3 separate regions of the Homo sapiens genome follow, and regions 1 and 3 are each linked to region 2. A link is an interaction called in ENCODE POLR2A ChIA-PET data of the cell type or tissue named here. Cell type or tissue: OCI-LY7. All regions are shown on one strand.

What was found. Peaks named below come from ENCODE experiments on the same cell type or tissue, not always from the same donor. Only the 100,000 strongest peaks of a DNase experiment are listed, where the experiment ranks them.
Region 1: POLR2A ChIA-PET joins it to region 2 with 5 read pairs; 10 of 35 experiments call an interaction of 5 or more read pairs at or near these places.
Region 3: POLR2A ChIA-PET joins it to region 2 with 6 read pairs; 7 of 35 experiments call an interaction of 5 or more read pairs at or near these places.

Annotation. Positions count from the first base shown.
Region 1 is chr2:136,142,960-136,146,959 of GRCh38, forward strand. No RefSeq gene overlaps it. Among named protein-coding and RNA genes, the nearest start is that of CXCR4, 27 kb to the left of the region's middle. In OCI-LY7, no CTCF peak of the experiment used is centred here; no DNase peak of the experiment used is centred here.
Region 2 is chr2:135,974,123-135,978,122 of GRCh38, forward strand. All of the region lies in intron 3 of DARS1 (aspartyl-tRNA synthetase 1), which reads right to left. Among named protein-coding and RNA genes, the nearest start is that of DARS1-AS1, 9.1 kb to the right of the region's middle. In OCI-LY7, no CTCF peak of the experiment used is centred here; a DNase peak (open chromatin) is centred at 1,599; H3K4me3 peaks cover 2,440 bases; H3K27ac peaks cover 3,614 bases.
Region 3 is chr2:136,023,910-136,027,909 of GRCh38, forward strand. No RefSeq gene overlaps it. Among named protein-coding and RNA genes, the nearest start is that of DARS1, 40 kb to the left of the region's middle. In OCI-LY7, a CTCF peak has its summit at 459 (motif pointing right); a DNase peak (open chromatin) is centred at 1,802.

The sequences.
Region 1 (4,000 bases), 170 kb after region 2:
GAAATGTGGTGATAAAGAGACATGGTTCTTGTACTCAAAGAGCTTTATCTTTTAGTGGGGGAGGCATGCAATAAACAAGTAAATATGTGGACGTGAAAGTGACAATAAAGAGCTACAGAGACAATAATACAGGATAATGTGATAGAAATGGACAGAATAATTAGATAAATTTATAGCCTAACAATAGAGCTCCAAGTAATTTAGTGTTGTGGTCTTCAATCTTGATTTTAACAACAGAACCTACGTATTTTTTCAGTTGAAAATACATATCCTATAGGGAAACCTCAATAGAGACTAGAGGTAAAAGCATATTTGCCCTAGTTGTTGTGTAGAGGGGTGTGTGTGTGCAAGTGTGTGGGTGTGTTTGTGTGTGTATGCTGGTGCCAGAGCCCTCTCCACCAGTTTAGGTACATTATAACAAATTGATTACAAGTTGTATCTGTCGTAAGAGAAAAATAAGTTAAAAATTAAGTGGTAATTGTTCCGTTGCAATGGGGTGGACAATATTGCTGGCAGTCTCTCATGAAGACATCCATAATCTGTTTGTGTCATTCACTTGACTCATTGATCAGGGTCTGCACTAGGTCAGTTTTTATACTTATTGTTTCTTTTCATTTTTAAATATTTTAATTTCTTTTCCTATTTTTATTAAATTAGAAAATCGTATCTTGCAGTTATGAAGGTTTGAGGAAAGGCACATATATTTGGTTCTGGATAGTTTAGTCTCTGGATTTCACAGATCCAGAAATTATGGCAAGGGCTCTCTCTAAAGACCACGTTCAGTGCTTTGTCAGGTGCTCAGAGGATGAGCTTATCACATCAAATGGGGGATGACTGGATGCTGCACATCAGGAGATAACAGCAAATGGATTCCTAATCTATTCTTGGGTTCCATTTGGCTCTGAACGTATTTATTTATGTTTTATTGCCACATTTAGGTGTGTTTTTAAATACATAAAATAATACATAATAGGTTTTCCTCTCCAACAAGTGTGAAAAACCATTAAATGCTGGGAACAAATCAATTTTTTATTTTGTATTTTTGAGCTGTTTACACGGTAGTTCAGCCTTTAAAAAATCCCTTTATCTTATCCTTTTCATGGCCATGCAGGTTCAGTGTGTACAAGATACTGACTATATCAGTGAGATATGCCCTTATAGCAAGTCACGTGAAACCATAGAAATGACCATGAAGAAATTATTTTTTATCTCATCTCTCATTTCAAAACCTCCTTCCTTGCGAATAGCCAAAATATGTCACTATCTATCAGTGACTGCAATTTCCTCATGTTCCTAGCTGTCACCATTTCCTTTGTGGTGGTGGGTGCTGTGATGTCCACTGCCCTGATCCCCCTCCAGTAATTAAAAATGCATTCTCCCCCATCCCCAAGTTGCTGGACATGCTTCTGGAAGACAGCTCTCAGCTGTCAGTGCTCTCTGGGGATGCCTGGGCTGAAGAAAAGTGCCTCAGCCAAGGTCACACCTCCTTCCAGGGGCTGACTGATCATTGTGCAGCAGAGAGGCCCAGCCCCCTCAGCCCAACTCAGAGCACATCCGAAGGGTCATCCCCACTCAGGAACTCCTCCCCACAGGGCTAGCTTAGGACCTGATCACAGCTCAAATTTTCCCTCTGACAAATCTTGCTTCCTTTCCCTCCTTTCCATAGGTGTTAATCCAAGAAGAAGCCCTAAAACACATCCTGCATGTTGGGGAACCCAACCTGTGATAGCTGGCCCCAGAAAAGATAGGATCAAGCACTCACTGGAATGGGATTTTAGGTCTAGGTCATGAGCTGTCTGGTGGTAATGAGGCTCCCATCATTGGTGGTAGGTGAAGCACAGAGAGCTCAATGTGGCAGTATAGCTACTAAAACTTTTGCCGGCCAGGCGTGGTGGCTCATGCCTGTAATCCCAGCACTTTTGGAGGCTGAGGCGGGAGGAACACTTGAGCCCCAGGGTTCCAGACCTGGGCAACATGGAAAGACTCTGTCTCTACAAAAAACACACAAATTAGCCAGGCATGGTGGCACATGCCTGTAGTCCCAGCTACTCGGGGCACTGAGGCAGAAGGATCACTTTAGCTTGGGAGGTCAAGGCTGCAGTGAGCAGTGACCGTGCCACTGCACTCCAGCCTGGGCAACAGAGTGAGATCCTGTCTCAAGAAATCCCACAAAAACACACAAAAAAACTTTTGACGGTAGTGAACTTGGATGGCACAAACCTGGACAAGAATGTGATAGCTCATGCAATGTTTAGGCTTTTGAGAAATATGGTGGAAATGGGAACTTTAAGGAGAGTGGAATTTGGTGGCTGTAACTAAACTTTGCTCTGGAAAAAGATTATGAAAAGCTGAGCATGACTAACTGGCAATTAAAATCTAAGTTTAAAATCCAGACAGTCTCTTTGGTAGCGTATGAAGAGGCTTTTATCTCCTTCAGCGGGAGAAAGAGCCAAGGATCAGGCTCAGGATTTAAGTAGAAGAGTTGCCGAGCTCTAAGGAAGGCTAAAGTCTCAACTGAGGCTGGTCTACTATTACAAAGTTATGGCCTTAGTTGGGAAAGAATAGCCTTTTAGATACAGGATAGGGACATCTGGGTTAATGCATCCAAAAATCTTGAATCCTGAGATTCACCTGAACCTTCTGAACCTGAAGAAGTGGCCTATATCTCCCTATCAAGAATGGTGTTCCCTTTTAGCTTAAAGATGATATCGAGGTTTCTCCCTGCAGGACATGTGCTCCTTCCTGGTAGGATCTCCCCTCTCCTTTCTTTTGTCCACTAGGTCAATGATTAGGGCTAAATCATAACATAAGCTGAGGACATGCTGGTCCTTCCCAGAGAGGGAAGGGGCTATGCTCCCCAAAGAACTGCAGGACCAGCAAGACCCAGGAGAGGACTGGATTCTGAGGATGTGGGACTGACGAGGGCAGATCATACATTTGATAAAAGAGAGGTTATTGATATGGGAGTTCTCTCCTGGAATATAGGGTTTAACACTCTGGGAAGAACTCCCAGGGAATGGTACAAACACATTGGTAGGATGGCTCCTGGAAGCATGAAAATGTGGTGGTCAATACTAATTGAGGCCAAATGACAAAATTTTTGTGGCAGATGGTGGAAGAAGGAATTAAGAGGCTTGGTGAAGTAAGCACATGAGAGAGGATATACTACATAAGGGTGAAAAACCTTCAAGATGACTATGTTCTACAGAAGGGCCAGGAAGACGCATCACTGACCACTCCAATAAGGAATGTGCTGGAGAGGGGTGCACCAGCATTGCTAAGAAGCTCATTGGTGTGGCTCCCCTGTATCCCCGGCCTGACAATAGGGAGATGCTGTTACAGAACTGAGTTCACAGATAACAATGGGGATCATAGGAACCCAAAACCATAAGAGGCCAGGTGGCAGCATTACCTGTCAGAAGCCAGGTAGGTACAACTATTGTAATGAGCAACGAGGTCAAATGGCATCCAAGAGGGCCTGACCTGTAGATGGTTATGAAGATAGTTAATAGAACTCAGTGTCCCTAAGGGCAATATAGGTGGCCAGCCAATGAAAGTACTGCTCAAGAGAAATCATGGGTGGATGACCAGGAGACTGAGTGATGTTGCCACAATAAAATTCATGATCCCTTGCCCAGTTTCTGGACCTGAGTTAGTCTTTGGACCAGGAACCCTTTGACTGAAGTAGAGTTCATGTCCCCAGGAGGAAGTATCCTGAGACACTATTGTAAGTCTGTTTATAAATGAGTCTCCCAGTCCTTCCCCCAAAGGAATATATGACTGTATATTCTGATACTTTATGTTGTGGGAAGGGGAAGACCCAAACATTTTTGAGAACTGCTGGACTCAGTGTGAGAGACTTTAGGACACTGAAGACTTAAACCATCATCATAGGCCCCCTCTTAGAGTGGGGGTGTAGGGAGGTAAGGTAATGAATAAAGTCCTGGCTCAGTTCTGGTTCACAGTGGGTTCATTGGATCTGTGGACCCACCTGGTGGTC
Region 2 (4,000 bases):
GACTGTGAAAGGGACGCTTATTTACAGTATGAGAGCTGAAACAAGAAGGCAGAACATTACTGTGTTTGACTTTAATTGGGAATGTGTGTACTGGATGACGCAAATACTCTGCCACTCTGCACATGTACAGGTCTGGCATGACTGAGAATGACCACAAAAGTGCTGCAAGTGTTCTGGGGTTATAAATACATTTTAGCCAGTAGGTGAATTTGCGAATATGCAGTCCACGAATAATGAGGATCAACTACGTTAAAATTTATTTTATTACACAGAAAATTTCCAACAAACACAAAAGCAGAGTGAATAGTATAATGAACCTCTCTACATATACATCACATAACACAATTATATTTTGAAGGGAAGAAATGCTAGAAAAAGGTCTGATAAAATTCAACATCTCCTCCTGACAAACAGAAAACTTGGCTGGGAAACTACTTTTAATCTACTTTTTAAAACTTTGCCATTTATTTTCTAATGACATTTTATGTAGAACCTTAAACTCAAAATCATTCATTTAGAACTGGAATTTCTGCTCTTTCAAAAATTCTTCATTGTGTGAATCCCTGAAGTACTAGAGAACCTACTAGTATTGCAAAGAGAAACAAGAAATGAGATACAAACATTTGAAAGAAAAGGACATAATGATCATCATTTGTAATGCCTCTCTTCGCCTCAAAAAACTGAAATGCAAACAGACTTGGAGAAAATTATTTGTTCTTTTTTAATAAAATAGGAACAGGGCAAGAACAAACAATATATAAAAGAAGTTCAAAATAGTTAACATATCAGGAAAAGAAGTTTAATCTAACCAATGACTGAAACACAAATTAAAGCAACAATGGATAAATCTGAACTTTATACAAATGAGAAAAATAAAATATATGTAAAAAAATATAGCCATACTATGAAATACTATGAAACCATTAAAAAACAATGATGCGGCCGGGCATAGTGGCTCACGCCTGTAATCCCAGCACTTTGGGAGGCTGAGGTGGGTGGATCACAAGGTCAGGAGATCGAGACCATTCTGGCTAACATAGTGAAACCCCGTCTCTACTAAAAATACAAAAAAATTAGCCGGGCGTGGTGGCAGGTGTCTGTAGTCCCAGCTACTTGGGAGGCTGAGGCAGGAGAATGATGTGAACCTGGGAGGCGGAGTTTGCAGTGAGCGGAGACTGTGCCACTGCACTCCAGCCTGGGCGACAGAGCGAGACTCTGTCTCAAAAAACAAACAAACAAAAAAAACCTATACGCACAGACATGAAAAGATATCCAAAAGATAAAGAAAAGTGCAAGTTATAAAATAATACAGAGTATTATAAAAATTTTAGCTCAAACACACATATACACTCACATTGACCCTCAACTTCCTCATAAAAACAAATCTGAGGCTGGGTACAGTGGCTGAAGCCTGTAATCCCAGCACTTTGGGAGGTCGAGGTAGGCAGATCACCTGAGGTCAGGAGTTTGAGACCACCCTGGCCAACATGGTGAGACCCTTGTCTCTACTAAAAATACAAAAATCAGCTGGGCATGGTGGCGCATGCCTGTAGTCCTAGCTAAGGAGGCTGCAGTGAACCGAGACCACACCACTGCACTCCAGCCTGTGTGACAGGGCAAGACCCTGACTCAAAAAAAAAAAAAAAAAAGCCCTCATCTCTACTAGAAATACAAAAATTAGCTGGATGTGGTGGCAGGTACCTGTAATCCCAGCTACTTGGGAGGCTGAGGCACGAGAATTGCTTCAACCCAGGAGGCAGAGGTTGCAATGAGCTGAGATTGCCTCACTGCACTCCAGCCTGAGTGACAGGGCAAGACTCCACCTCAAACAAACCAACCAAAAAAACCCACAAATCTGTAAAGAAGGATTACAGTCAGTTTTCCACTTTATACCTGATTTAATTCTATAATGCTTGAGTATTTAACAAAAAATGGTTATTACTTTTATAATCTAGAATAAATTTTTCAATTTTGCAAATTAAAAATATTGTAAATGATCATGTAGAGCTACATAAAACACTGATACAGCATATGAACTCACTTTTGTAAAAGAAAAAGTATCAATTTTTGTTTAAAGCAATTTCTATCATTTCAAACTTTCACAGTGTTTTTATTCTCTTGGGAGCAGAACAAGTGAATTACACTTTCTGCTTTATTCTTTAGTTTTTGTGCTGTTTGAGTTTTAAAATAGTGCAATTAGCATTTAGCCCCTCCAAAATTCCCCAATACCCATAAATAATTTATTTTTTTGAGATAGAATAACAGTTAATATACTAATAAAAAGTGCTATGAAATTCCTCAATTAAAAACTCTTAAGAAAGTTTTAAACCGTTCAGTCTGTTCATAACATTGACACTCATAAATTCTCCCTATCCACCCACCATGATTAGCTCATATCATCAATAAAGTCCTTACACCTTGCAATTTGTTTCATGTTTTGAGGCAGGAGGCACTATCAATTAAGAGACTAAAATAATTTGTCACAAATGGAAAAAAAAACACTAGCAGATGGTACAGGAAGAACATTCTCAAATCCGAAAATGTGCAATGTTTCAAAATCCAAAAACTTTTTGAGTGCCGACATGACTCTCAAAAAACATGCTCATTGGAGCATTTTGGATTTCAGATTTGGGATGCTCAGCCAGTAATGCAAATATTCCAAAAAAAAAAAAAAAAAAAATCCAAAATCCAAAACACTTCCAGTCCCAAGCATTCTGGATAAGGGATACTCAACCTGTATATTTTTTCACTTACGTGATGCTTCATACTTACATGCTGATCTCAATTAGAGTGAGCTACTGGACAGCAAGAACAAGACCCAGAAGACAATGCTCTATTATATGTGTATAAAACACCTGTTTTATTCATCTATTATTCGGTAGGGTTCTTATTATGTGTTGTGTACCAAACAAAGCAAGAAAATAAGCAGTAGCACCTTCCAAGAGCTGACAACAGGAAATAAGACCCACAAAAAACTACGATGGAAGGCAAGTAAGTAACTGTCATGCTCATTAACATGACTCAATTATCGAAGGCTTACACTGCACCAAGCATAGAGCTAAATACTTTATAAATATTACTACATAACATCTTATAAGCTAGGTATTAATATATACTTGTTTTAAGAGAAGACACTGAGGATTGGAAAGGTTATGCAATTTGCGTAGAGTAAACAGATTGTAAGCACAAATCCAGGATTCAAACACACATCTGTCTCACTGAAAAGGTCTTATTCATAACCACTGGGAAGTATCACTCATGAGTTTTAACTGTTAAGAAGAAACAGACATGGCAGTCGTAAAATAAAGGGATGGGTGTGAAGGGAAATATTCTTGGTTCAGGCTTACTTGTAGCATGCATTCTATCTTTTAATTTGCTAAATTACTATGTTTAGGAAAAAGTGCCCCATTTGGACAGAACAAAGGCTCTCAGTATAACGGGAGAGAGACGAGTAAATGAAGGATTATAATACAATGTGACTGACTATTGGCAGAATAAATGGCCCAACCTTTCAGGAAGGCAAATCAACATTATTTGAAAATTTAAAACTCCACCAGTACTCTTCTCAAAGTCTGTCAGTATTCATCAGGGGAGGATACTGAAAGAATAGACAAACTCTTAACAATGGTGGCCCTAAGAGTGAAATGTATGTATAAAGTGCTGGAATTTTAAAAATAATGGGCATGTATTAATTCTACAATAAAAAAATTATAAAACACAATTAAGAAATGCTCTATCGGCTGGGTGCAGTGACTTATGCCTGTAATCCCAGCACTTTGGGAGGCCAAGGCGAGAGGATCACCTGAGGTCGGGAGTTCAAGACCAGCCTGGCCAACATGGTGAAACTCTGTCTCTACTAAAAATGCAAAACTTTGCCAGGCATGGTGGCGCATGCCTGTAATCCCAGCTACTTGGGAGGCTGAGACAGGAGAATCACTTGAACCCTGGAGGCAGAGATTGCAGTGAGCCGAGATCGCAACACAGCACTCCAGCCTGGGTG
Region 3 (4,000 bases), 50 kb after region 2:
TTTGAATCCCTCTCATGGCCTACCTTACTTCATTGTGACTAGGTGTTTTTTTTTTTTTACAGTCTTGCTCTGTTACCCAGGCTGGAGTGCAGTGGCATGATCTCGGTTCACTGCAACCTCTGCCTCCCGGGTTCAAGCAATTCTCCCACCTCCGCCTCCAAGTAGCTGGGATTACAGCCGCCCACCATCACGCCTGGCTAATTTTTGTATTTTTAGTAGTGACAGGGTTTTGCCATGTTGGCCAGATTGATCTCGAACTCCTGACTTTAGGTGATCCACCTGCCTCAGCCTCCCAAAGTGCTGGAATTACAGGTGTGAGCCACCATGCCCAGCCTTATGCCTAGGTTTTAACAGAATATTACACAGAGGGTAGAGGGAATAATCGGAGAAACACAAAGAGATGGCAGAAGGCTGCAGGAGCAAGGTAGACCTGGATTCCCACACTGGTTGTAGCCAGCATGCACTCCTGCTCCGGCCTGCGGATGGCGCTGTGAGTGGAGCCCACACTTGGGGACCCCAGCTGAGGAGGCATTTCACAATGGTAATAGTATTTATTTATTTTTTTAGAGAAGGTCTTATTCTGTCACCTAGGCTAGAGTGCATGATCACGGCTCACTGCAGAGATCAAGGCTCACTGCAGCCTCAAACTCCTGGGCTCAAGCCATCCTCCCGCCTCAGCCTCTATAGTGGCTGGGACTACAGGCTCAGGCCACCATAACTGGCTAATTTTATTTTTATTTTTTGTAGACACAGGGGTCTCACTTTGTTGCCCAGGCTGGTCTCGAACTCCTAGACTCAAGCAATCTTCCCACCTGGGCCTCTCAAAGTGCTGGGATTACAGGCATGAGCCACCATGTAAAGCCTGGTATTGGTATTTAAAAAGCCAGATAGCATATTGTTATCGTCACGCATTCCTCCCTCATTAAGTAAGGATTTCTATCAAATAGCTGATGTAAGAACACTCTTTGTCCATGTTACACTGTTGAAGAAAAATAAACTCATACCTTGGGATGTTTTTCCTTTGAGAGGAGACCCCTTCCAGCTTTTACATTAGGAGAAATTGCTTCTTAGTGTGATTTGAAATCTCTTTTCCCACTTCACCACTGAATTTCCCGGAATCCAAACATGATGCTGAACACAAGGATATGGGGTAGAGGGTGGTGAGTTACATGTAACTCTCTTCAGCGTTTGGGGAATCCCAAAGACTTTGTGCTGCCTCCGCCCTCTGAGTTTTGGGAGTTTGGCAGACACCTTAGAAAACCTCCCTTCAGCCCTCAGGTTTGAGTTCCCTAGCAACGGCAGCCTTAGAAACTTGAGAGAGAGGGATGGGTGTTGGGGGGATGGTTGAGAAAGAGATAAGAAGAGATGACTGAATAGGCCTGGGATTTTACGCGCAGTGCTTAATTGAGAGTGAGGGGAGCGGGTGGGAAGGACTGCTCAAGCCCGCCGCCAGTGATCTCATACCAACCAAAAGGCAAGCGAGGGCCTGGCTGCCAGCTGAAAGGAACAAAGGCGGTAGGTGGGTGGAAGTGGCGGAGGGAGGCAGACAACTCGTAAAGGCTGGCGAGGCCCAGAGTTCTGGCCCTGGGAGGAAACGCATCCCAGCCTACAAAGGCTCCGGCCCGAAGAATGGCCTGGCGTGTAATTCAATGCAGGCCCAGTGACCACACTGGAGTTGTAGCCTTTTGTATTAGCGACAACAATGGAGGGGGAGAAATCAGGCCACAGGCTCGCGGTGCAGACTGGCTGGTGCGGATGTCTTGGCCCTGGCGGCAACGTGAGCTGCCTGTCAGGCCGTTGCCCGGCAACTGGACGCCGCCCGATCGCGCCTGCAGAGCGCACTGAAAGCCGCCGCAGCCGGGTTGAAAGGCATAGCCGCGTGGTTCACAGGCCGGTCCCGGGGAACAGGAAACAAAGGACAGGGAGCTGAGGCAGGGATTGCGTGGGATCAGGAGAAGGCCTCACACCGTGCGAGGGGGGACATTGGGAACCCCCTTTTCTCAAGGCCCTGAATTGGTGCTCTATCTTAGCCCAGCGCGTGAACTGCTTGAACAAATACAGCTCTTCCTCCATCTTCAAGTTCGCACAGCATTCCTAGCCCAGATGTTGTATTCCATTGTCTGCCTATTGTGTGAAAGACATAAATAACCCCAGACAAACAACAAAAACAAACCTTGTTTAAGTGTCCAGCTGAAATTCATTTGTGAGTCAGGAAAATTTTCCAAAGTAGAACCTACCATGCACCTGGTGGATAAATAGATGGAGGCTCACCATACGAAAATACATTTGTTAAATGTAGTGTGGTTCCTGGATTGCATCGTGAAATTGGAAACATTGGTGCTATAAAGCCTGTCCTTTGGTTAATAGTAATGTAACAACATTAATTTCTTAGTTTAGACCCCGAGTCAGCAAGCTTTTTCTGTAAAGGAGCAGAGGAGATACTCTGGGGCTTGTGGTCCAGATGGTCTGTGTGCCACTACTCAACTCGGTCACTGTAGAGCTAAAGCAACCAGACAAATATATAAAGGAATGAGCATGGCTCTATTTTAGTAAAAGTTTATTTTTAAATTTATCATTATTATTTTTTTGAGACAGAGTCTTGCTCTGTTGCCCAGCCTGTTGCCCAGGCTGGAGTGCAATGGCAGAGCTCACTGCAGTCTTGAACTCCTGGGTGCCAGCAATCCTCCTGCCTCAGCCTCCAAAATAGGTAGGACTACAGGCACACTTCACTGCCTGGCTAATTAAAAAAATTTTTTTTTTGGTAAAGATAGAGTCTCACTATGTTGCCCAGGCTGGTCTCAAACTCCTGGCCTCAAGTGATCCTCCTGCCTCAGCCTCCCAAAGTGATGGGATTACAGGTGTGAACCAACTTGTTTGGCTAAAATTTTATTTATGAGCACTGAAATTTCAGTTTCATATAAATTTTACATGCCATGAAGTATTAGTCTTCTTTTGATTGTTTAACCATTAAACATTTAATACTCTTTGCTCTCAGGCCCTACAAAAACAGACAGTGGGCTGGATTTGGCCTACAGGCTGCTACAGTTTGTTATTCCCTGGTTTGAACAAATGAACCAAAGTTATGTTAAATGTTAACATTAGGAGAAATTGATGAAGGGTATACAAAAACTCTCTGTACTCTCCTTGCAACTTCCTGTTCATCTAAGGTTATTCCAAAATAAAAAGCTGGTTTTAAAAAAGTATTTAATTGGAAAGCTTTTTAGATGGAATGTTTAGAAAGAGATTTGTTGTTGGGGGAGTAAATCAGGATTTGGGGTGTGTGTGTGTGTGTGTGTGTGTTTTGGAGACATGAAGGAATGTTTTTCTTGTTATTTGTTGACATATGGTACTAAGACCTCCCAAAATGAAACTCCTTGCTACACCACTGTATTGGTAATCAAGCCATTAACATCAAACAGCCTGAAAACAAAATAGCATTCCAATTACACAGAACTCTTTGACCCTGAGGGTTAGGCGAACAGTTTCAGCTCACAATGAACCAGGATGGGAACACTGGAACAAAGAATTAAACTTTTTGCTCCAATAGGAAACTAGAAAATTGTCGGCCAGCTTATTTTTAACTGCACGTGCGCGCGCGCACACACACACACACACAGACACACACAAACACACACAAACACACACACACACACACACACACTTCCGGCTAACATCTATGCCAAACAGCATACACAAGACTTTGATTTACAAACCAGGATCTATATTCTTTTCCAGATTTTACTAGTTGTGTGAATACAAACTTTCCTTTATGTTTGTCCAAAAATAGTATGATATGAGACCTACTCCTTGCTTTCCTTCAAATTGAGCTCTTAAACATTATATCTTAGGCTGGGCACTACCAGTTATTAAGAACGGATGATGATTAAGATCTAGAGACCTGCTATACAATTTAGTAACTATAGCTAACAACACTATATTGTGCACTTTAAAATATGTTAATAGGACAGATCTCATTGCAAGTGTTCTTACAAAATAATAA